3 separate regions of the Mus musculus genome follow, and all the other regions are linked to region 1. The links are chromatin loops, found by intact Hi-C in ENCODE. Cell type or tissue: heart. All regions are shown on one strand.

The links. A loop is a pair of places that touch in the nucleus more often than their neighbours do. Peaks named below come from ENCODE experiments on the same cell type or tissue, not always from the same donor. Only the 100,000 strongest peaks of a DNase experiment are listed, where the experiment ranks them.
Region 2: it touches region 1 in a loop (5-fold over the local background); 8 of 42 quality-filtered maps call a loop at or near these places.
Region 3: it touches region 1 in a loop (11-fold over the local background); 28 of 42 quality-filtered maps call a loop at or near these places.

What each region holds. Positions count from the first base shown.
Region 1 is chr1:55,886,777-55,894,776 of GRCm38, forward strand. It overlaps Gm32949 (a long non-coding RNA gene), which reads left to right and starts at 1,906. Exons shown (of 3, transcript XR_373419.4): 1 at 1,906-2,263. In heart, a CTCF peak has its summit at 4,145 (motif pointing right); no DNase peak of the experiment used is centred here; H3K4me3 peaks cover 929 bases; H3K27me3 peaks cover 3,643 bases.
Region 2 is chr1:57,335,927-57,343,926 of GRCm38, forward strand. No RefSeq gene overlaps it. Among named protein-coding and RNA genes, the nearest start is that of 4930558J18Rik, 38 kb to the right of the region's middle. In heart, a CTCF peak has its summit at 3,422 (motif pointing left); no DNase peak of the experiment used is centred here.
Region 3 is chr1:57,202,142-57,210,141 of GRCm38, forward strand. It overlaps BC055402 (cDNA sequence BC055402), which reads right to left. Exons shown (of 7, transcript NR_037990.1): 4 at 6,659-6,898; 5 at 4,573-4,758; 6 at 2,388-2,467; 7 at 1-706. Among named protein-coding and RNA genes, the nearest start is that of BC055402, 8.9 kb to the right of the region's middle. In heart, a CTCF peak has its summit at 3,701 (motif pointing left); no DNase peak of the experiment used is centred here; H3K27me3 peaks cover 4,046 bases.

The DNA.
Region 1 (8,000 bases):
GAAGTTGTACTATTTTGTACAAACTCTGATATAATGAAGTCCTTCTTATTGTACTTGAAAGGGAATTAGGCTTTAGGCTTTCCCATGTAACAAGTTGGTTCGTACTTTTTGTGCATTTTGTCTTTGTGGCTCCTTAAGACTAGCTTGGGGGCATGGGCTGTTTAATCTCCACAGTCGCTTTGTATAGACAGAGTAGTGGATCTTTGTCTGGAGGACTCAGGGTTAATTAGGGCTGAGACCTCTGGATGAAAGAGGACACAAAGATGTAACTGAAGGAAGTTGGAGTCACCTCATGGGTGAGGAAGAACCACAGGCTTGTAAATATTTAGCTGGTTTATTAGGTTTTTTATTTTTTTACTTTTTATTTTTATTTTTTTTTTTACTTTTTTAGGGCTGTCACAGACCAGGTTGCCTGAACAACAGAATGTGTTTTCTTGAAGTTCCACAGAGTGCAAGTCCAAGACTAGGTGTCAGCTGGATGGGATCGTCCCAGGCCTATTGTTAATTTGTAGATGTTCATCTTCTTCCTGTGTCTTCACCGGTCCTTCCATTTCATTGTCTAAACTTTGTCCTCTTATGAGAACACAGGCAGATTGTCTTAGAGTCTATAGGAAAGGCTTCTTTTGATTTACTCACCGCATCACGACAGACTCTATCTTTAATGGAGCTTTTGAGATGGTGAGGTTTAGACTACCAGAGTGTGAATTTTAGGGAGATGCAGTTTCACCCCTAACCCCTTAGCTCCTCCTTGGCCTGAGCTCCTTGTGGGGCTGGAGCTGCCCAGTTTGAGTGAGTGTGTTCATTAACCAGTCCCCGTGGCAGCAAGCGCCAAGTCAGCTCCTATCAGGTGTTGCGCTCTGCATTTGTTGACGGAGTGCATTTCTGCTTTGAAAGGCTCCACATTTCACTCTGCTTGGCTGGCCTGAAATCTTCCACTGCGTGACAGGCAGTAATTAAGTACTGAAAGAAAGGCATAAATACTTCCTTTTAAACATTGACATGACATCCATCTAGTGAAAGGCGTGGACAGAGGCAAGTACAGAGAGTTCAGGAAATGAGAAATTTCTTTGAAATAATTTCATTGAAAATTAACAAGTTGATTATTGCGAAAAAAGATTCCAATTTACACATAATGGCCAATCATCTAGCTTTCCTGGCCTTTGATGATGCCCGGCCTACCCAGTGTGATCTGCTGTTTTACCCCACCATGATGGTTATCAAGGGCTTCTTAGGTTAATTTGCCTTTCAGACTTCAAACCGCTTAAAGATAATACATTTAACTCAATTATAAGCATTCTTCTTATTCACCGTGTAGTTTCTTCTGGCCTGGCCGTTCTGCCTCCATACTTCTCCTTCTTTGCCCAGCCCTCATTTGAGGGGACATTAGCTGAGTTTCTATAATTAGATCGCTCGCACAGGATCTTCATATTGGTACGGAGAACAGGGCAGTTACAAACCCAATCTTCAGGAGTGGCTTGCCTATTTTCAGGGAGAGTCTCTGGCCACATTGAGACAAGTGCTCAGAGGTGGGGCCTGACGACACGACCTTGCTGGAGTGCTAGAAAGCAGACTTTGGGCTGGCCTGTCTAGACTTAAAGGGCCCAGTCTGCAGGCACAGGAGGAGAGAAGAGTCCTCAGCTTGGTGGCTACTTTAAAACTCTTTCCTCCCTTGATGCACGTTTCTGTTTCTCCAGTTATTGGATTGCTGGTTGATTTTGAAATCTCTAGTTCTTTAATCAGTAATGGGGAGGGGGGGACCCAAAAAAACAAACCCCAGAAAGCCCATCAGGCACTAAGTTGCCTTTGGATCTCGCAGAAGCACCCACCCTCCTGCTTCAGTCCCTCTCCCTTCTCACCTTCCAGACCTTTCCTTTCTCTGTCCTCTGGATGTCCCCTTCCCAGGCTACTGTGATAAAGTTCTTCATACTTTTCTCACAAGACTTTTTTTTTTCCTAATCCCTTCTGTTGGCAGGGAATTGACTCATGAATAAATGGATAATAATAACGGCTGACATTTTTGGAGCGCTGACTACTTGGCAGGCAGTAAGCCGGGGATTTGCTCGCATTATCTCGCTTGATCCTCTCAACAGCTTTGTGCTGCAGCCCACTTCACAAAGGAAGAGCTGACACTGGGAGAGTGAAGTGGCCTGTCCTCGGCCACAGAATTCGGAAACAGACGTGGCCCCCCTCTCAAGCACAGGGGAAGGGAAATGGCCTTGGTGTGGAAATCGCAGGACCCCGAGACACACAGAATTGGTAGCAGGTCAAAAAGTTAATGTTGCTTGCTTTCGTTTAAAGGAATGTCAAGTGGCTATTGCAGGGCTAATTTCCCCTGGGCAACCAACGGGCTCAAGCTGCCCACTCTGCCCCTGGGGGCAGTTTTTAGTCTGCTGCACTGGATTACAGCCTCTGTTATACATTGGGGTGGTCCCTGAGCGTGTGCGCATGTGTGTGTGTGTGTGCTCGTGTGTGTCTATACACGTTAGTGCAGGTGCCAGTGGAGGCCAGAAGCTTCAGATCTCCCTGAAACTGTAGGTGCATTCGGCTGTAAGCTGTCTGACATGGTTGCTGAGAAATGAACTTAGACCCTTCTGCAAGAGCAGTATAAGCACGTAAGCCACGCCATCTTTCCCGTCCCTGGCCTAAAGACTTATAAACGTTCCCAAGGGGTGCCAGGGGGCCAAGTGTGGGAAGCACTGTCTGAGATGTGGAGTGGGGTTAAGACACTGTGGTGGTGAAGCAGGGAACAGAGACGCATGCATGGGCTCTTCTGCAACAGAGGTGTGCACGGCACAGAACCTGTTCTGGCTCAGTTGTTGGTGAAGCCAGGTTGGTTGAGCCCTGCTCTGCTTTCTGCATTGGTCTGGCAGGCACACTGCTCTCATTCACTGCCTTAGGAAACAAGTGCTATTTTGGCTCCTTCCTTCCCAGGGTAAGGTTAAAAAAAAGTTGAAGGTTTGGGCCCAGGCTTTCCAGCCTCACCTGGGCCTTGCTCCCTGCTCCCCTTGTTGAGGTTTCCTCTTTTGGGATCAGTGTCTGTCCACCTTGTTTTCTCTTTTCAATTTTTCTCATTTACCACACCTTATTTGTCACTCATATGTCTCCCTGATTAAAATTTTACAAGCCCAATTAAAAACAAAAACAAAAAATATAAATAAAACAAAAAACCATAACTTTTTCTTTCCTTAATCTTTTTTTTAAAATTTTATTTTAGAAAACCAAATACTTGAATGTCTTTTGTGTATTCTTTTAATCGGGAATTTACAAGTTCTTCCTTTATGGACTCCCATTCCCTCCACTACCCTGTTTCGTGTGCCTTTGTTAGGACTAGCTCACCTAATTATTTCTCCTTCTGTATCCTGATCCCCCAGCCTGGGCACAGCACTGCCAGTCTTCCCTTTCTGGTGGATCGCAAAACACTGCAAAGATCTGTAACTCCCCTGTGTGTTTCCATTACTCCATTTGGTGTTTAACTGTACTGAACATATTGAAAGGTTGAAAGAGACAGTACTATTTTGGTTATTTATCTGTTGCCGAATGCACATGAAAAGATGGAGCCTCCTTTCCAACGCTCAGCAACAGCAGCTAGGGCTTCACGGCTTCAGAGCAGTTACAGGATCGACATTTTGTTACCTTTTACTTGTTTGCATAATGTTAAAAACAAAAAACAAAAACCAAAACCCAAAAAACCCGATAACGGTGGTTTCAGTGAAGAGACATTAAGAGGTAAGAGAAAGAAACCCGAGGATAGGAATGAGTTGCAGGGTCAGAGTAGGAAACAAATTCAGGTGTTACCAGTAGAAGTGAAGGGGCCAAAACCCACAAGAAGCAGAGACCTGCACCAAAACGTGTGTACGGAGAAACAGTTCTTTGGGAAGGGGAAACACTCCAAAAAGATAAGAATGCAATAGCGGCAAAGAGAAACTCGGAGACCGAACAAGAAGCTTTCCACGTAACACAGCTGAATATTCAGAGGGACAGAAACCTCAGAGCTGAGCTGTCGGTTCAAAAAAGCTCAGCATCACACTTACAAATAAATACTTACCTGTTTGAAAAACCTGACTGCAGCTGATTCATTCTCCAAATCAGGAAAGCTCTGCAGTTTCAGGTGGAACACAGCAACTACTGAATTCATGGTACCAGAAGATGGCACCATAGTCAACGTTTGCTGGGAAATGGGCTAAAGGCTTGTGTTTCTAGCCACGACTGTAAGGCTCAGCCCAACAGAATGGACCAGAATGGACTTACACGACGGTGTAGACTTTTGTGTTAAGGCTATCATGTAAATGACAACAAAATATTCCAAACCAGTTTGGAAATCCCGGGACGCGGCACAGGGCAGGTGCTTTGGCTTGGTACACCCTCTCTTTACCTAGAGGCTGTGCGGTTTACTCGCTGTGCAATATCAGCATTTGCGAGATTTTTAGTTCATTTCTTCCCTCACATTGGCAAAATATGTTTCCAGCTGATGGGGGCAAATGGCAGACTAATTGCATGACATTTCTAAGTTTGTATTGTTGGAAATCTATAGATATAATTGTGCTGCTCTTATCTGAGGAGGTTAAAGATCTCCTGTCTGCTGGGAGCCCCACCACGATCCCCAGCTGTGGTAGGATCTATTTATCACTGTCGAGATTGAGACGCAAAGCTGGATTTTTATCTCATTCGGAGTAACTCTGAAGCAAACCACGCTTCCCTGTTGAGATTCTTGTATAGAAATACATCTCTCAATTCGTTCTTTCCAGCTTAGACACATTGAACTGAGCAAGTGAAATCTGAGGAATAATTTCTGGACCTAAAAGAGAAATAATGGAGAAAATGTGACACAAACCCTTTCTTTTCTTTTGGCTATGTTCATGTTCTGGGTGCCAGGAGAAAATAGGGGTGAGGTCAGGGTCAGAAAAAAAGAAGAGCACAAAAGACATCATGTTTTTGGTTAATTTAACTTCATATTGAATACTATATTAAGTCAAATTCCCCATTCAGTACAATTCTAAAGATAGATTCTTTTAAAAAATTCACAAACAATATATTTGAAAACAACTTTTAAAAATTACCTAGTAATTAAAGAATATGGATACATCTTTTCAAGGCTTTGGACAAAATTATCAAAAATTGCATTTGGTATCTTTCGAAACAAGTCCAGGTAAGCGTCCCGAATTTCTTGACACAGGCAGGTTCCTTTCATCGAGTCCATTCATGACTCAGGCTTCCCCCAAGGAAAGCCTTGGTACTGTGGGTTAATCATTATTTCAGCAGTGTTTCCTATGCATCTTTCCCATCCCAATGCTGCGGCTCCTGATTCAGCTCTCCCGGGTTCTGTGACAACAGATGCATCGTGAGGCTGCTGCCTACCCGCTGCCCACAAAATGTCCTCTTTATAAACTACTATATTATTTATGAATCAGAAAAGTTTCAAAGAAGGGCCCCATCCGACGACTGCTCACTGATGAATTTACAGCAGAGACTTTTACTCTCATTTTATGAGCTTCTTGGAGAGAAGGGTTAGTGTCTCAGAGTCTGGATCTGTCCCCTGGTTAATATATCTATTTCTCAGCACCATGTACTCACAAGACCTTGTCATACAGACTGCAGTGACCACCCTCAAGAAACAGGTAATAGTGTATACGTGGCACTTGAGAAAAAACAGTAGATTGATAAAAAAAAAAAAAAGAGGGTTTATAAACATTGTGTTCCTGTGCCAGATATTACAAGATCAAATGTGCTTCACTTCACTTTAACTTACTTTCATTAATCTTCTTGGAAAAAAGAAATTTTCTTCTTCTTCTTCTTCTTCTTCTTCTTCTTCTTCTTCTTCTTCTTCTTCTTCTTCTTCTTCTTCAACAACCCAGTAAGTAAAAGGCATGAATGGGAATCTCTTGCAATTGAATTTGACACTTAGGATTGTTGGTTTGAAAGTCAGGTAGGAATAACTGTGGGAAAAAGAATGGCATGCAACTCTACATATTTAAATGTGTTTGATCCCTCTTCTTCGTTCCTCAGATTATTTCCATATTCTAAATAGAAGCAGCTTTCTGGATGTGTGCAGTAGACACAAAGGTAGCTCGCACTGCTGGGCTTTAAGTAGATGTACGAAAAGACAAGACTAAAATCAAACAAAGCAAAAGTTCGCACTAAAACAAGTCTTAAAAAAGGAGCCTTGTTGCGCCTCTTCTGCCACAGAGCCACATGCACTGTGATGGCTGTACCACCATCAAGGGCTCTGACAAGAAACACAGAAAGTGTCATCCACCACAGGTGTTGGGGAGGGGGCTGAAAATGAGTGTGTGTGTGTGTGTGTGTGTGTAGGGAGGGGGAGAGGGAGAGGGAGAGGGAGAGGGAGAGGGAGAGGGAGAGGGAGAGGGAGAGGGAGAGGGAGAGGGAGAGGGACTGGTGGGGGGGGGGAGTGGTGCTTTCGCAATCCTGCCATCAGAAATGTAACATTGCTTGTGAACTAGGTAAACCCTGCACTGTCCCATCCCTAGCTGTGGTCCTCTGTGGTGTCCCTAATACCTCCATGGGAACTGTGAATGCCCCGGCTGCAGTCACTCTGGAGCAGAACCCAGGAAGGCACACTGGTGATACTTGCTTCTTGCTTCTCTTGCTTTGGCATTTTATACAAACAACAACTCCTAGAATGAGAGTTTCTTCCTTGTGGAATAGAAGCATCTAGAAAACATAATTCCAAGAATCTTAGCCCATTAACAAATGAATAGAACTGACCAAATCACGTGGGTAACAGGAAAGAACTGGAAACTTAGGGAGGGCTGTGTTCACTCAAACCCTGGGTTTGTTTTTTTTTTTTCCCCCTGTGGGAGTTTTCCCTGCTTAAGCTGTGTGCTAGTGTCCCTTCCTAGTGATTTCTCCCTGTACGGTGTAGCTGCTGGAATGCACACTTATTGTATATGTCTGTTTCCTAGCCCCAGTGCTGTAGCCTTGGACTAAAATGGGTTGTAATCATTAAGAAATTAACACGTTGGGTAAAGATGTGTTTAAAAGAATTCTAAACAAAGCTAAAGCAGGGCCATTCTTTACCAGAAGTTTTCTCCTTTTTTCCCCCCCTAAAAGTAAATGTTTCAAAATGGAAGCTTTTTAATATACTTGTTGTTAAATTACTATCTTTCCTCCTAAATTGTTGTATGCCTTAAAATGTCCTGAAAAATCATGTATGCTCCTTAAAGATAGAGCAAATATTTACAACTCAGCTTTGGTTCTGACTTGGGGACAATTTAAATACATAGATAGTTTTATAGTATTTATACATTAATATGGCTTTCACATTGGACCTAATTTTATGTAAATGTTATTCAGATTTCAGTCGGGAGTTTTCGAGGAGAGGTTAAAGGGTGTTTCTCCACTCAAATTAAGCAGTGACAAATATTATGACTTTTAAAATTGTTCTAAATGGCTGTGTTTGTTTACTAGGCTTGTGTTTATACGAAACATTTTAACTCTTTAAATGAAACCTAATTTCGTGATGAAAGCTGCAGTCAGAAAGTAGACCTGGGAATCTCATAAATTCAATATTGTGTTCTTTGTAAACCCCCTTTCGTGAGTTTTGTTTAATGAAATAAATAGATTATTACATTTAGAAAAATTAAGGAGAATGAAAATTAATCCAAAGGTTTAGATTATGTCCCCAAATGTCTTACCTTATAAAAATTATCCTGAAGATTTGTGCTGCAAATGTGTTTTTTAGAGAAGTAGTTTTAATGTTTAAGGAGAACATACATTTTCTTAAAATATACATTACAAATAGAGGTAAACAGGCAAAGACTATCTTCGTGTTCAGAAATTACTTCGGAAAATGTTGTTTTGAGGTGAGACAGGGAGAGATCAGTAGTGTCCTGGAAAGCCAAGCCGCTCTTCTGCTATCTGCTATCTTTATGCCTGTGGTCAGGGAAGCGAAGGAGCAAGGCAGGCTCTGGCTGAAACCCTTGCTAAAAATTCAGAACTGCACTTCAGAATCAAGTATTAATAGAATAAACTTAATTTGGTTT
Region 2 (8,000 bases), 1.4 Mb after region 1:
CTACAACATTGCTAAAAGTATAAGAAGTAAAGAAGGTTGAATAAAAGATACTTTAAGATGTTTTTCAGAGGGCTAGAGAGTTGGGTTAGGCCGGGCAGTGGTGGTGCACGCCTTTGATGCCAGCACTTGGGAGGCAGAGGCAGGCAGATTCTTAGTTCGAGGCCAGCCTGGTCTACATAGTGAGTTCAAGGACAGACAGGACTACATAGAGAAACCCTGTCTCAAATTTAAAAAAGAAAAGGGGGGGGGGGATTGGCTCAGTGGTTAAAAGCACTGGCTATTCTTCCAAAAGGACCCAGGTTCAATGCTTAGTACCCACACAGCAGCTCACAACTGTTGGAACTCCAGTTCCAAGGGATCCGATGGCCTTTTTTTGCTCTCTGAGGGCACCAGGCATGCACATGGTACACAAACATACTTGCAGGCCAAACACCCATACACATTAAACAAATAATAAAATGTTTAAAAATGGAATTTATATGGGGGTGGGGGAGACGACCTCAGTTAATTATTTACATATTCAGCAATAAACCAATTGGAAGACTGCATTCCACAGAGTAACTTACTCTCTCAAGAATGTCCAGGCTTACAACAAACACCATCACTTGAAAAAGCATGTGTGATATTACTTATTTATTTCTGCATAAGGATATGTATAGTGCGTATGTTTGTGTTTGCATGCTTGTTGGCCCACGTGGGAAGGATGCCCGTGCACATGTGCTTGTGGAGGCCTGAAGCTAATGCCAGGGTCCTCCTCAGCTACTCTATACTCACACATTGGGGCCAGGTCCCTAGCTTGTCCCTAGGTTCCCATTCTGGCTAATCTGGCTAGCCATCTCACTCTGGGGACTCCTTGTCTTGTTGTCCCATTGCAGGGACTACAGGCTCACCGCCATGTCCACCTGGCTTTTATATGGATTCTGAGGGTCCAGAACTCCAGTCCTTGCGATCATAGGGTAAGTAGGTTAACTGTGGAGCCATCTCCCCAGCTCCTAACATTGTAATGAAAGTAAATATCTCAACAATATAATTTTTATAAATGCAAAGCTATTTCTGACAGGTGTGATGGATGGTGTACACATGTAACTCCAGCACTACTGAGACAGAGACAGGAGGATTACTTACTACAAATTCAAGAGCAGTATGGTTAATCTTCCCAGCCAGGTGGATAGAGTGACATCCTGCCTCAATAACAAAAGGAATTCCTTCATAGACATTTTTTTAACTTCTAATTGTAATAGAAATCTAATATATTATGTTTCCCTGATAGATTAACTTACTACAAAGCAATTTAAAATGGAAAGTAACATTAGACATGTCTTCCTCCAACATTTTTAATGTAAGAAGCCAGAGCTAAAGAAGTAAATTGTCGTATCTATTTACTTTCTTATTTTAAAGTCAAAATACTTAGGAGACAAAGTCCAAGGTCCTTTCCCTAGTAGCCCTGCAGTTTTCTTTTCAGAGTTTCCATGTGTCCTAGTTAGGGTGACTACTGCTATGATAAACACCTTGACCAAAGGCAACTTGGGGAGGAAAGGGTTTATCTGGGTTACACTTGCATTTCACTGTTCATCATCAAAGGAACTCGGGACAGGAACTCAAACAGGGCAAGAACCCAGAGGCAGGAGCTGATGCAGAGGCCATGGAGGGATGCTGCTTACTGGCTTGTTCCTCGTGGCTTGCTCACCTTGCTTTCTTATAGAACCCAGGATCACCAGCCCAAGGATGGCACCACCCACAATGCACTGGACCTTTCCCCCATCAATCACTCAGTAAGAAAATGCTCCACAGGTTTCCCTATAGACATGTGGAAGCATTTTCTCAATTGAGGTCCTTTCCTTTAAGACGGTTGTTTTCAACTTTCCTAATGCTGGGACCCTTTAACACAGCCCCTCATGTTGTGGTCACCCTCAACAATTAGAGCTTTTTGTCCCTACTTCATAATTGTAATTTTGCTATGGTTATGAATCATAATGTGAGTATCTCATATGCAGCTAATATGTGACCCCTGTGAGAGAGTCTTTAACACCCCACCCCCACCGCCAAGGCGTTGGCTCCACAGGTTGAGGAACACTGCTCTAAGATGACTCAATCTCATGTCAAGGTGACACAAGACTAGGAGTACACCATGGTTTTTCCAACTCTTCTCTTGGATTTCATATCTTAACAGCACCAAATACTCACCAAATACCTTTGATGACTATGCACCCTTCTGTTGTCTGCTCAAAATTTCAGTCTATAGCTTCACTTCTACCCCATGTTTAAGCCCCAGCCTAAAGTCTTCTGAAATTCTACACTCTTCCCTGTGATTTCTTCTATGGCTTTCCTGTTCTCAGAATGTCTTACACTTAGGAATGAGGACCAATCACACCCTGTTACTAAATCATTTCATAAAGGACCATTCCTCCTGTCAGACTGAGTAAAATTGAGGCAATTTTTATCTTATTCTTAGTGTCTTGAGTCATGGTGACACTGAAAACTGGTTGCATGGGCAAATGATAAATTAGTAGACTAAAGAGAAGATAATGTAAGCATAAGAGAATATGTGGATGAGTAAATGAACCAACAAGGCAGTAGATGAATGTGTGACATCCCTCAGCCTTGTCTTTGCTTTTTAAAGCTTTGTTGTGTGTATGAGTATTTGCCTGTATGTATATCTCTATAACATGTATATGTATGTGTATGAGTATTTGCCTGTATGTATATCTCTATAACATGTATATGTTCCAGGAATCTGGGGGGGTCAGAAGAGGGTGTTGGAGCTCCTGGAGCTGAAAGTTTCTGTCGGTTGTGAGCCACCCTGTGGGTTCTGGAACCTGAACGAGGGCCTCTGCAAGAACAAGTGTTCTTAAATAATGAGCCATCTCTCCAGCCTCTAACTTTGTTTTATTAAAACACTGCTATGGGATAGTTCCTTATTAATATCAGCCGCTTCTCGATTACTACTCACTAAGCTGCAGCTCCTTCAGTCTCCCAGCTTCCTGCAACAATGAAAAAATATCCTCAGACATCAGTCAATATCCCCAGGGGCATGAGAACTCCTACAATAGACAGGAAGATGACCAGATGCCGAGATTCGGGAAGATAATGTGAATGAGAAACTTGTCTGCTTCAGTCCAGTAGTTTTTCCTTTATGATCTAGCCTTGCCAACATTCAAATTCAGTTCTTCATTTTCTCACAAAATAGTCTGAAAACATGAGGCCAAAACTAAAATTAAGCAAAGTATAATGGATCCGATATTTAAAAGTAGCATGGAGAGTGAAGATATGCCTGTTTATAAAAACTCACCTGGTTCACAATGCCCTTTAAAACCATGCATGTCTGTAGGCAGTTGTTACGTGATACTTATGTGACCCTGTCCAAATTTATTCCTAGCAGCTTTTAAAATTCTTTTCTAAATGCCACTTCCTAGCGCCATCTTGTGGATCTTACAGGAATTTGCTAATTTCTGATTAAAAGAACACTTTTTTTTTTCCTTCTTTTTTCCCAGAAAGTGAATAGAGGAGAATAGAGAACGTATGTTTTAAAAAACACAAATTTTGCTCCTGGAAATGTCCTTCTAAACTCCGAATTAGGGACACTGAGAAATTTGACCTGGAGTTTGGTGTTCAGTCAAAGTTCAGCATTTGGCTTGCAGTTCAGCTTTCCTTTGGCCTCAGGAAAGTCAAATAACCACATAGCTCCGTCGTTGTCATCACGTGACACTGTGTGAGTTATTGCTCCGTACATGAACGAAGCAAGGGTGCTCCGTCAGGGAAGGCCACCCTGATGTACTTTTTGATGCTTGAACAGTTGTTGTGGATACGCTGATATAACGGAGAACTAAAATTTCCTCCTCGTGTGCTAGAAATATTGGAAAAGCCCACAGAAGATTGAGAAACTTCATAATGTGAAGAGAACACAACCCCCTTGAACTGTTAAATTCATAAGTAGGGATGTAGACTGACAGCAGTGCTTCCCCGCGAAGACCAACATCCCATTGCTCTGACCACACGGCATTTTGTGTTATAAGGCTATTGGCTGTTTCTTCCATCTGTGTCATTGAAACAGCAGATATAGTCACTGAAAATGGCTACAGGATGATCTGGTTCTGTTTAAGTCTTACTGTCCCTGTAAGAAGACAGTCACAGCTGTGAGTAACTTGCTTTGGGACTTTGAGTTATCTAGGGATGTCCCTGGTTGGCCCAAAGTTGTATTATGGAAGGAACTTCAGACTGGACATCAAGGGGCCATCTCTGTCCCAGCCTTTCACCAAGCATGCACCATGGAACAAATGGCACTGCCTTTCTGCAGCTCAGTTCCTTTATCGTTAACAATATGGGGGTGAGGTGGACTCTAAGCTCTTATGGCTTAATGGGTTAAGATTCTATGAACCGTACTTTCAGGTAGGAGGAGCAGAGCTAAATTTCAGTATTTGAATTCTATAGTCAGTGCCAACAGATGATTTGAGCCCTGCGTCTTACATAGTTTCGGGATCTAACAAGGCAATCCTGCCCCTCCTTAATGACCAGAGGAGGAAGACCTATCAGTTAAGGTTTTTAACTTGCCCTAATACTATTTTTTTCTCCCACATACATCACATGAGGAAATGTTCATTTCACTTGAAAATCGATGAGGGCACCTTCTAGTTCTGCTCTTTCCAAATCAAGGCTCTAATGCACTGAAGCTTTTATAATGTAAACATTGTAATCACTCAAACTTGATCTCACAGCCTCTGCCTGAAATGGGCCCAGAGAATAGTTATTTCTTTCCATGCCCTCAAATGCAAACAGCAACGTTGGATCTTACTGTATGATTCACCACCTTTGTAAGGATCCACAGTGGTTGCATCGTTTCGACGATTCTGGAGGCCAGATTTACTTGTATTTTCTGAAGGCCGTGGTGGACAGGTTCCTGTTGGCAGGACCACTTTTTGACTTCAGGAAGTAACATTAGCTTCAAGTCTAGGTTTTAGCCTCTCCTGACATAAAAGCCGTCCTCGAGAAGACTCCATGCTTTCTTAGGATTTTTTTTTCCAAGCCCCTTATTTTCATTGTATATAACCATACAATAACATACTAAGAGCCTTAGAACTTTCCTCTGAACAGCAGAATGGCCGCTTGCCCACAATCAAGCCACCTCAGCTCAGTAACTGGGTGCTTTACCTGAGCCATGCGTCCCCTGTTCTTAGGATTGTAGCTGCAGCTTCCCAATTGGATATGCACAACAAAGGGAAGATTAAAAAAAAAAAAAACACTTTTCAAAGGGAATGCTAATAGATCCCCTTGTGCTATGCTACGTTTTTACAATGGAAAAAGCATGTTCAATAATCAGTGGACTTGGAAGCCTTTGAGTGGGAGGATTTCTTGAAAAGCCTTCTGTACCACGAGGAACAGTAAAGGCCTTTCTGCCTGCAGCTGGCCTTGTGATTAGCCTCAGCCTCCCTAGTAGGGAACAGGATACAGACTTGGTGAAAGCACACTATCAGCCAATATTGGGACAAAGGTAAATAGTCAGTTAAAATCTAAGCTTGCCAAGGTGTTCAGCTTAACCTCTGGACATACTAGAGTAAACACTGGAAATGCTAGATATGACATAATTTATCATAATTAAACATGAAGTTATGCTATCAGCTACTTTGATTAAAAAAAAAACAACCAGGAAACTTTTGAAAATTTGATTTTCCACCACTAGGATATTTTTATTAATTTTATCGGAGGTACAAATTTTAGTTTTTGTCATTGACTGATGACAATTTTGTTTCTATTTAGCATGTCATGGAAAGGTTTCTCATATCATTGTGATTTTTCTCTTAAACTTACATGCAATGCTATTTTTATCTTATTGAAAAATTAAGACTAAGTTACTAATCTACTTTTAAAGTTTACTGAAGAAATACTTTTTAAAAAAGCACTTTCTGTGAAAAAATATTGAAAATATATAATGCTCTATGAAACCTCCCAATCTCTGTCCCCGTTCCTTTAATCCACGCTTCCTTTTGAAGCAGCCTTTGCCAACGTTTCTGCAAACTATTTTTGTTTGAAAATTTCAGGGTGGAATCGTTGTTTTAAAAGAAGGAAACTATATTTGCAATTACAGCTTATATGGCAAAAGAAAACCGAAAATTCACTTTGGCATCTATTTGACTCAAGGTCAAAATTAGATTTCCTCTTCCTACAGCATTTGAATCCGAACCCCCCCCTCTTTCTGTAAGCAGACAGAATTCAGGTTGGTGGCGTCAGCTGCAAACTGTAAATTATGCTGCATGAGTTCTAGGGTTAAAGTGTAATTTTAAGTAAGGAGCTAATTTAATTTTGACCTTATCTTTAAAGTTATTTTTCATCTAGGTATTGGTGACATTTTTTATACTTTAATTCAATAAAAACAGTGGTTTTCAAAAATTTCAGACTAAGAGGATTATAAGTTAAATTCCTTCATTCTCACATCAGGCTGTCCAGGAGTGCAGGTGGGTAATGGTGTCTGTAACTGCAAAGTAAGGTATTGGGGTCTATTATGTCGCAGAGCCCATTGGGCGGAAAAGTATTTGAAGAGAGATAATTCCTGCCATTTTCCCTGCATGTAAAATTGTCTTTTTATGAAAAGGCTTTCATGGGAAATGTTCCTAAATCAGTCTGAAGCTGTTCCCTGAATGAGAACATATGGGGTTGGGTAGGGAAGTCGCTCCTTCCTCTCATTATTTGAATGCATCCCTTCAGTTACTGGGGCCTCTTACAAGCAATTGAGAATTCCAACTCGTTCCATCCACATTAGTTACTTAATACGTTAGGCTAATGTTTATGTATGAAGTCACAGAATGTTGAGCTGAAGAGGATCTGGGGAAAAAAAAAACTCTGAAGAGCAAAGACAGAGAGAGGTGTGTCCCAAAGTAAGGAAGTAGACTTCTAGAGAAATAAAAAACCCTAAAGGAGATCCTCAGAATCCAAGATCAATGTGATCAATCAATCAACCGGTCACATAGACCTCATAGGACTGGCAATCCTGTGGGGTGACGACTGTGCCAGCAGGTATCTGGCCAGTTCCCAGTACTTTCTTTGACTTCCTTGATCCTCCTGTGAGGGAAAGGCTGCTTCCATATATAAAGGGTATTCACAGACCCCAATCATGAAAGAAAGAAAGAAAGAAAGAAAGAAAGAAAGAAAGGAAGGAAGGAAGGAAGGAAGGAAGGAAGGAAGGAAGAAAGACCTGGTAACAGTGATACTGGGCCAAGTTCCATCAGAAGTCATTGCAAAATGTTAAAAGTAATATTTTGTCATATAAACAATTTTCTCTTTTAAAGAAAAAATAAAATATCACTTACAAGAAAGAAGGTTTCTTAACCAGATCATATACATTAGACAATTCAATGTACTGAGTTCTTACCTGGAACAGTATTTTTGACTTTCTGTTAAGAAAAAAAAAAAATCTCAAGTGCAAAACCAGAAACGGTTGTATAATGAGCCCTGGGTGCCTATCTTCAGAAACGACTACTGTGTGTGGCCAATTTTATTCCATCTGGATACATCTGTGTTTTGCCTCTCCCATCCATTCTGCCCTTCAAAGTCTGTCCTCAAAGGGATGCTCAACTGCTATATGCTACCCGTCAATTTCAGAGAAGCTTTGTGAAGTAAACATCTCTGATCTTTGCCTGATTTATGTCTGTTTTTGGAAAAGTTTAGACTACCCAAATAGTCACTGATGGACAGCCATTTATCCCGGAGAATCCCCAGTCACAGGCCTGGCTCTATTCTCTCAGCTGTCTTTACACAATTTCCGCTAACCCTAATTCACTGACCTGTATGCTAACTTGAGGACTTGGCTTACAAAGTGTCACATGTTCATGCTTTGTTGTTCTAGAAATGGCAGTCTAGTGTTAAGAGGAGAAGCCTTCCCAGCCTCCTCACCCCTCACAGGCGCCCCACCTCCCAGCTCCCCCCAGACTCCCAAGCCCTAGCCTCCACCTTAGCTCTTCATATGGAGATTTTGTTCTTGGCTCCACCCACCCCCTCTGGAAAACTATATC
Region 3 (8,000 bases), 1.3 Mb after region 1:
GCCCTCTCCATGGTCCAGCTGGTGCTGATTTACATAGGAAGAACTTGGCTAAGGTTATTTACTGTCGGTGTATCTGAGATCAAGTCCTCTCTGTCCGAAGATGGAGCTTCCTTCCCATCACAGAGTTCAGAGGACCAATCAATCAAACCCAATTCATACCCAGATGAATTTGCTTTTTGACCCATTGGAATGGCTGCCAGATTGAATGGGTTAATTTAGCCCAAAGGGGTCATCCTAGAAGCCCCATCTTCCTCCTGGTGTACTACCATGACAGAAATACATAGTGAGTGAACCTGGGAAGCCAGGACAGGCTGGCCAGGGGAGTTTAGCTACCTGTTCAATGCACTCTGATGTCTGAAAGGCCATAGGCTCAATTGCCCAAGCCACTTCATCTTGGGTCCCCTCCTTGTCTGAGAGCACTGCCAGTGGACAACCCAAGTGTTACCTGGAGCCAATCCTCTCCTCTCCCACTTGCCATGTGTGACCTCAAGTGACCCACCTCTAATTCAAGTTCTAATAACGACCTAATCCTACCTGCCCTAAAGGTGAGTTAGGAGGTTAATGGCACAATCATTGCTTCACCAAACAATACATTAGCCCTTGTACTGTTGTTGTTACCCAATAAACAGGTACTGCAGGCAGCAGCCTTCATAGCCAGGGTCCACCAGGGCCTTGGGTGCTCTCGCATTTGGAGTAATATACCTCCCTGTGAAGACATTTCCATTTGTCATTTAAAAATGTATTTTTCCGGTATTCTCTTAAGTATAGACACCATATTAGACAGGAACAATGTTGACGGGAAATCTGCCTGGAAGAATCCTATTGAAAATAGTCATATCTTCTCTAAGATGAGCAGAGCTATTCTTGTTGATTAAAACAAGAGGTCTCTTAGTGAACCAAAATATACAGAGGAAGATTTTTAGTGTGCTAAGCTGAGGCGTGGTGCCCTCTGAGGGCAGAGCCTGCTCACTGGCCTCACTCCCTGCACCATCTCTTGGGGTCCTGCATGTGGCCCCAAGCTCTGACTTTTGAATGATGGGTCTCACATTATATTCTCAGTGGGCTCCACCCAACTCCCAGCTATCGATGTACATTGAGTAGTTCATATTCTACCAACATTTGCAGTTGTCAGACGCTCACAAGGGCTGTGGGTGTAGCTCAGTAAGTGCTTGTTAGCATGTACAGAGCCTGGGCTTCAACCCCCAGCATCGCCTAAACTCAGTGTGGTCGCACACGTCCTCCAGCCCAGCACTTCCGACAGAGAACCAGGAAGCTTGAGCTCAGCCTCAGCCATACTATATGTCTGAAGCCAACCTGGACTACATGGGCTCAGAAAAACAAAAAGAAATAAGAGAAGGCACCCAGAGCTGGTGGAATGCTTCAGTTAGTGAAGTGTTTGCCATAGAAGCCCCAGTCACTGAGGACAGATTCTCAGCAATCACATGAGAGCCAGATGGGCTAGTTCACACATGTAATCCCAGCCTTCAGGAGGCAGGGATAGGTGATGTCCTAGAGCCTCATGTCCAGCCAGTTTTGTAGGCCAGCGAACTCCAGGTACCTAACCTAACCCATACAGGGACTGCTTCAAATGCCTACATGGACCTGCTGCCACACCATCCCAGCATTGTCTCTATTCACTGTTCCCTTGGATTTTTAGGAGCCTTGGAGAACTGATGAGCATGAGGCAGTCAGGGGTATCTCCTTCAACTGGATTCAGTAGTGCTCCCTAGATTCAGCAGTGCTCCCTGGATACAGTAGTGCTCTCTGAATTCAGCAGTGCTTCCTGAATTCATTGGTGCTCCCTGGATTCAGCAGTGCTCCCTGGATTTATCAGTGCTCTCTGGATTCAGTAGTGCTCCCTGATTATTAAAAATACTTCCCCACTCCTCAGAGCCTCCAAGTTTCTCAATACCAAACACTGAAATAACAATTTGGATCTCTCCCCAGCCCAGCTTTCTCTGGTTCGTGTCTAGTCCTGAGGCTGTGGATGTCCCTGTATTGTTTTTCTACAGCATGAGATAAAAAACAGTGTTTTAGTTGTTTGATTTTTACTGGGTGATTAGTCTAGGCATGATAAGGGGGAGAGCACGGGGAGCATTATTTTATTTGAAAGCCAGAAGCACATAATGTTTATTAATAAAGAGCCTGGTTTACATAGATTTTATTATTATTGAGCATAAAATGGTTTATATTACAAGCAAGGGTGAAATTACTAACTAATTAGCCTGCGAAGATCATGTTTAATGGAATATATAAATCTAGGGTGTTGCTTTGCCTTTTCCAAACCTTATGGGTCTTACTCATTAAACACACACATATGCAGCCTTAACGCTGGACAGGGGATTGTGAAACACAGCTCAAGGTCAGATGACTAATTGTGCACTTACCTGTGTCCAGAATCGCAGGGCTTTGAATCCCTTAGCTCTGAAGGAAGTCTGACTCACAGCACAGCTGCTACAGCTTGAAGCTGAATCCAAGGACAAATAATAGCAATTGAGGAAAGCAAGAGAAGGTATCTGCTAAATTACCTCCCCTCCCCCCTTCCCTCTCTTCTCCTCCCTCCCCTCTCTTCCTCACTTCCCTTCCCTTCCCCTCCCTCCCTCCCTCCCTTAAGGCCCTTTCTTTCCAGTATCTTGAAGGATCCTGAAGCCTTTGTCAACACACCATGCCCAGATATTTCAGTTAGATTTTGTAACGGCATAATAAAATGTGTCACACACTGCAAGAAACTGTAGGTCACATGAAGCACAGTGTAGGAAGACAGTGGGGACATGTTCTGGAAAGAAAATTAAATCCCCCAAATTTGGAAAAACAGGTAACCCTAAATAATTTCCTTATATTCCCCACCGAATAAAGTAGGGACTGAATATTCGAAGAGGAGTCCAGGCTTCAGCCGAAACAGGGGAGTGGAAGGCACATGACAGGAGACAGGACACTTCACCCTATTCAGAGATGTCACTGCCTGCCTCCAGGTGGCTCTGAGGCCAAGCAGTCTCCTTCCTCTCTACCTCTTCGCAGTTGCTTTCCACAGGGCACTAAAGCTTTAAAGATGTCTACAGTGCACCCCCACCCCCACCTCCACTTCCCTGCCCCAAATCTTGATCATATTAAGCTTAATGTCTACTACCCGACTGTTCAAAAGTTGAGTGACAAATGTGTCATAATTCTAGCTTTTTGTTGTTGTTGTTCAAAATTCAAGTCACCACATAGTGGACTGCTTGCCTGCTCCTGCTCTGGAAGAGTGAATGAAGGGTCCCCAGGTCAGGGGATTTCCTTGCTCGGACAAGAGTTCTTTGATCTGCCCTTTTGGGTGATGACAAGAAGCAAGATGAAAGAGAAACAAAACTCCCAGGTTAGCTCCTCTGATAACCCCAGGCTGCTTTTCAGTTTCTGGGTGACGGACCCAACAGCCCTAAGTGATTACATTACTCACGATGAAGATAACGCTGCCTGCTGCCTTAATGTCCCTGTCATTTCGTTTTATGGGAGTGCTTTTGTTTTAATGTCACAAATCAATGCAAATCTAGACATACCAGGCCATAAGATTTGTATTCAGGAAATCTGTGTTTGAAAGAATCCAGTGTTTGCTCTGGGGGCCCAGTCTCCTTGGACACCAAGGGTGTTTGGCGGCTCTGGGAGAGCGCCTGCTTGGCTCATACTATTTAAAGATGAACACTGCCCCCTGCTGTCCATAAGGCACATTGCTGCCAGACGAACTTGGCTGGAAGGTGAAAATCACCCACCTTTGTATAACAAGGGGATGTGGGTGGGGGGTAATTTTAGTTTTTAAACTTATTTGTCAGTTCAGAAAAATTATGACTACAAAAAATTACTACTGGGAGGCAAGACGATTCGTTTTATTTTACCATTGTTGCTAAGTCGTTTTAATGAACTATCACCAGAGGCAAAAATACATTGAAGTAAAAGGCACAGAGAAGAAAACCTCTCTAGCCTAGAAGCTCCGATGACAAGACACAGGGAAGAGGAAACTCTGAAGAAGGTTTTGAAAGATTTCGGTTTGACTGTAGTTGGGCAAGGCATCCAAAGACAAAACGAATACCTGAGCCAAACTGGAGATTTTAGAGAGCTCCTACAAGCCACCGCGGCACCCATCCAGGGCCTGTCCCCTGCCTTTGCAGCCTGAGTTTCACTGGGAGTTCCCAAGCCAAGGAATCCAAGATGTTCTAAGAGGGTGACATTAGAACAAAAACACTCCCATAAAACAAAATGGCAGGGACATTAAGGCGGCAGGCAGGCAGGCAGGCAGCGTTATCTTCATCATGAATAATGTAATCACCCAGAAACAGAACTCCACAAGGACACCCTACGAGGTACCATCCCACCATCCCCACTTCTATCTGGAAACCAGGCACTCCCAGATCACCGTCCACTCCTGCAAAGGTGATACCTTTAACTGAGCATATAGGAAGCCTCCTTCAACAACTTTGAGAGGAGGTACTTAGTAGATCCTAACAATCACCACTGGAGAACCTCCTGGCAGGGAAGGGAAGGGAGCCAAGCTCTTGACTTTAAAATCCCAGGCATAAACAGGCACACTGAGCCAAAACTCACTCCATGCTGCTGGAAGGCAGGGCTGCTGGCGACAGCTAACATTGGCACATGTCATCAGGTGCCCATTGCTCCAGATTCCGAGGTCATCCAGGACCTGTTCTTTACAACACAGGCTACCTCTAGAGTGACTCACCATCTTGGCTTTTTTTTTTTTTTTTGACACAGCATTTATCTCTTCTTTATAAGCTAGAAAATTCAGAATTATAGAGAATTAACTGTCATATGTTCAAGAAGCCAATGGGTACCCCAGACCCTGCACTCATTCTGCCTGTAAGCCTGTGAATTAATAAACTGCTCTTTGAATTCTCTCCTCCCATCTCCCTCAACTACCAAAACGCTCTCCAAAGTCACACTCAGGGCAGGGAGGGGAGCAAGGGGAGGGAGGGGAAGAAGGGGAGGGAGAGACAGAGCAAGAGAATTGTGCTGAGCAAGCAAAAAATGCCTAGTGAATATACACCCAATTTTTTGCTAAATTCCCTATAGAAGTCATCTGACCAACAACATTTTATATTTTAATCAGAATTGTCTTTGCTTCCCTCCCTTCTCTCTGGGGTGTCAAGGAAATGTCAGCTGTGATCCCAAAACATTGTTGAAAACTTTCATAAACACACACACACACACACAATTCCTGTGTTTGAAATTGAGAGGCTGTGTGCTGTTCTGTTGAACTCTCGCGACAGTCTGTCTACTCCACCTAGAGGGGCAGCCGGGCTCCATCATCCATGCTGTATGTATCGCCCTCTTGGTTAGCTGGCAGGCTTTTGTTACCAGACAGGTTGTTACGGTGCCCTGTGCTTTGGTTCCAATCATCTTTATATAGTAGCACAGCGGGATATATCAATGACAATGTCACTGTCCTCGTTTGTCTTGTCACTCAGGGATTTTATCATCTCATATTATCACAAGGAGAACACAGCAAGAAGCATAACAAGACACAGGAAGAAACCACATCTGCCTCGCCTTTACTGCAGTGCACTGTTATAATGGTCCTTTTTTTTAGTAGTTACTGTTGTCAATCTCTTATGGTGCCTAACTTATAAACTGAGTGTTATTATAAGTATATGCATGTAAGTATTGATATGGCCTCTGAAAATGCAGACCATCCTAGAATGTATCTCCCATGGATAAGCTGCATATCCTGAGTGTTATGTCACAAACATTGATGGGCATGCCTGTGTCTTTCTACACATTTGTGTCTTCTCCATACAATGAATTTCCAGAATTCATTGACTAACCAATAAATTCACAGGCTCTATCTGTTTGTTGGCTGTAATTTACCAAAGTGGTCCCAATTTCCCTTGATAGCTGGCCACTGGCAAACTCGGATTCTTTTATTCCAATCTTAATTACTAAAGTTAACTCTCAAATCATATGTTAACATTCCACAAGATTTACAAGCACAGGGTTAAAGGATTACAAAGAGAGGTCTATGGAGGCTGCAGAGTTCAGAGAGGATATCCTGAAGTCAGGGAGAGAGAACTGTGCTCAGAAGAAGTCTGCAGAGGACCAAATAGAAATGTCCTGTGGGTACGAGCTGTGCAGACATAGTTATCAAAGTCAGGTTTGGGTGACAGGCCCCTTAAGGGTCAGTCTGAAGTGGGCTGAGTGTCACGGGCAGGAGAAACTGCACCTGGGCTGTAGCCAAGAACAGATCAAGACTTTTGCCTTCAGCACTTTCTGGACACAGCTGAGGACTTGCCCAGGTGACTGGTGGGCGTGTCTGCTCTTTTGGTCACGGGTAGCCCTTCTTTCAGTCTCAGGTGCGGAGTTTCCATCTGGGGTGATTAATAGGCTCATATGTCACGTGGTTCTGATATGTCTTGGTATATTTTCAGGTGTCATAATTTATTGGCACAAATAAATTATTTATCAGTTTGTGCCTCCTGGTGTTGGCAGATGGTAGCTGTTTATGCGCACAAACAAGATGTAGAGTCATTGTTTTTTGGCACTTACACTCAAAAGAGAGTAATTCGGGTCAGATTTGTTGCTTTATAAAGTGGAGTCATGTTAGGCTAGGCGCAGCCTGATATTCTGTGCACCGAGACACACAGCCTGCTCTCCCTGTACCTCTGTCCTTGGAACTTACCCCATGCCTGCTGCGTTCATGGGTCGGTATGGAAAAATTCCGTTCTGAGATTCTCTCCTTGATTTCACTCCTTTTCATCTAAAAGCAGTCAAAAGTAATGCGATTTTCTCTTATATGCGTTGGTATTAATCATGATAATCTCTGTTGAGTGCTTACTGTGTGCTGTGAGCAGCAAGAGGAGCATCTTTCACGGAATAGCTCATTGATCACCATGAGACTATGATGCAAGGATGCCGTCATCTCCACCCAACAGAAAGGAAACACAAACATGTTTAGTCACTCAGAAATTGATGCAGAGCTGGGATGTCTACTCAAAACTTTTTCTTGGTTCCTATATGATGAAATGTTTAAAAAAAAAATAGAAAAACTCAAGTGCAGAGGCCACAGTTAGACTTTTTCTCCACTACTTCAAGGTAGAGGGAGAATTCTTTATACAGTAGTACTGGCTGATCATGGAGAACCACAAATGGGTCTGACAGAAATCCAAATGTCAGGATCTTAGGGGGAATAAGAGAGCATTTTATAAAGAAGATTGGAACTGTTATTTATGCTATACCTTCAGGGTTTACCTCCAGGGCCAGCTGGAGGCTAATCTCTGAGCCAGCCTTCTGCTGTCTGTCACCCGGAGTTACTGGGGTGTCAACACCAGCTGTTTGTAACAGTACTGGGGAGTGTCACATGGTTGACAATAACCACAGTGACCGCTCCAAAGCCAGCATGTATCTGTGCCCAACCCTGAGGTATACACAAGGGGAAAACAGAGGAGTCATGAGCCCAGTGGCTGCTGAAGGTTGCACAGTTAGGAACAAAACTGGCTTAAGTCCAGATCTGACCCCAAAGACACTCAAAAGACTCCAAGAAACCCAAAGGCTTGTAGAAGGTGACCAGACTCTTAGCTGCCTTGCAAAATGGAGTGTGCCCCTTTCAGGAATATTGGTTTGACTCCCCGAGATAGGATGACACAATTTTCTCTTTTGTGAACAGGTCCAGAGGACGCAGACATTGAACATATCATCCATTTAATTAATTGAGGACCACAAAAAGGCAAGCATAAGAGCCCGGTGAGCCCTCGTGGACACCAAGTAGAAGCCTCCATTCGAGGTTCCAGGAGCTTCCACAAAGTCAAGTGCTGTATGGTTCTGGTGCTTTTGCCTCTGACAGGCTTCAAGGCACTAAGCTAGCTTCAGCTTCTCTGGTACTATAGAGCTGTGTTAATAAAATAAGGGTATAGATTTGCCAGAGTCCCTCGAACCCTATTTCTGGCATGATACTTTCAATGTTGAATGTAATAAAAATTCCTCCCAAGAATGCTGACATGGCTGGTAAATAATTTGCATTTTTA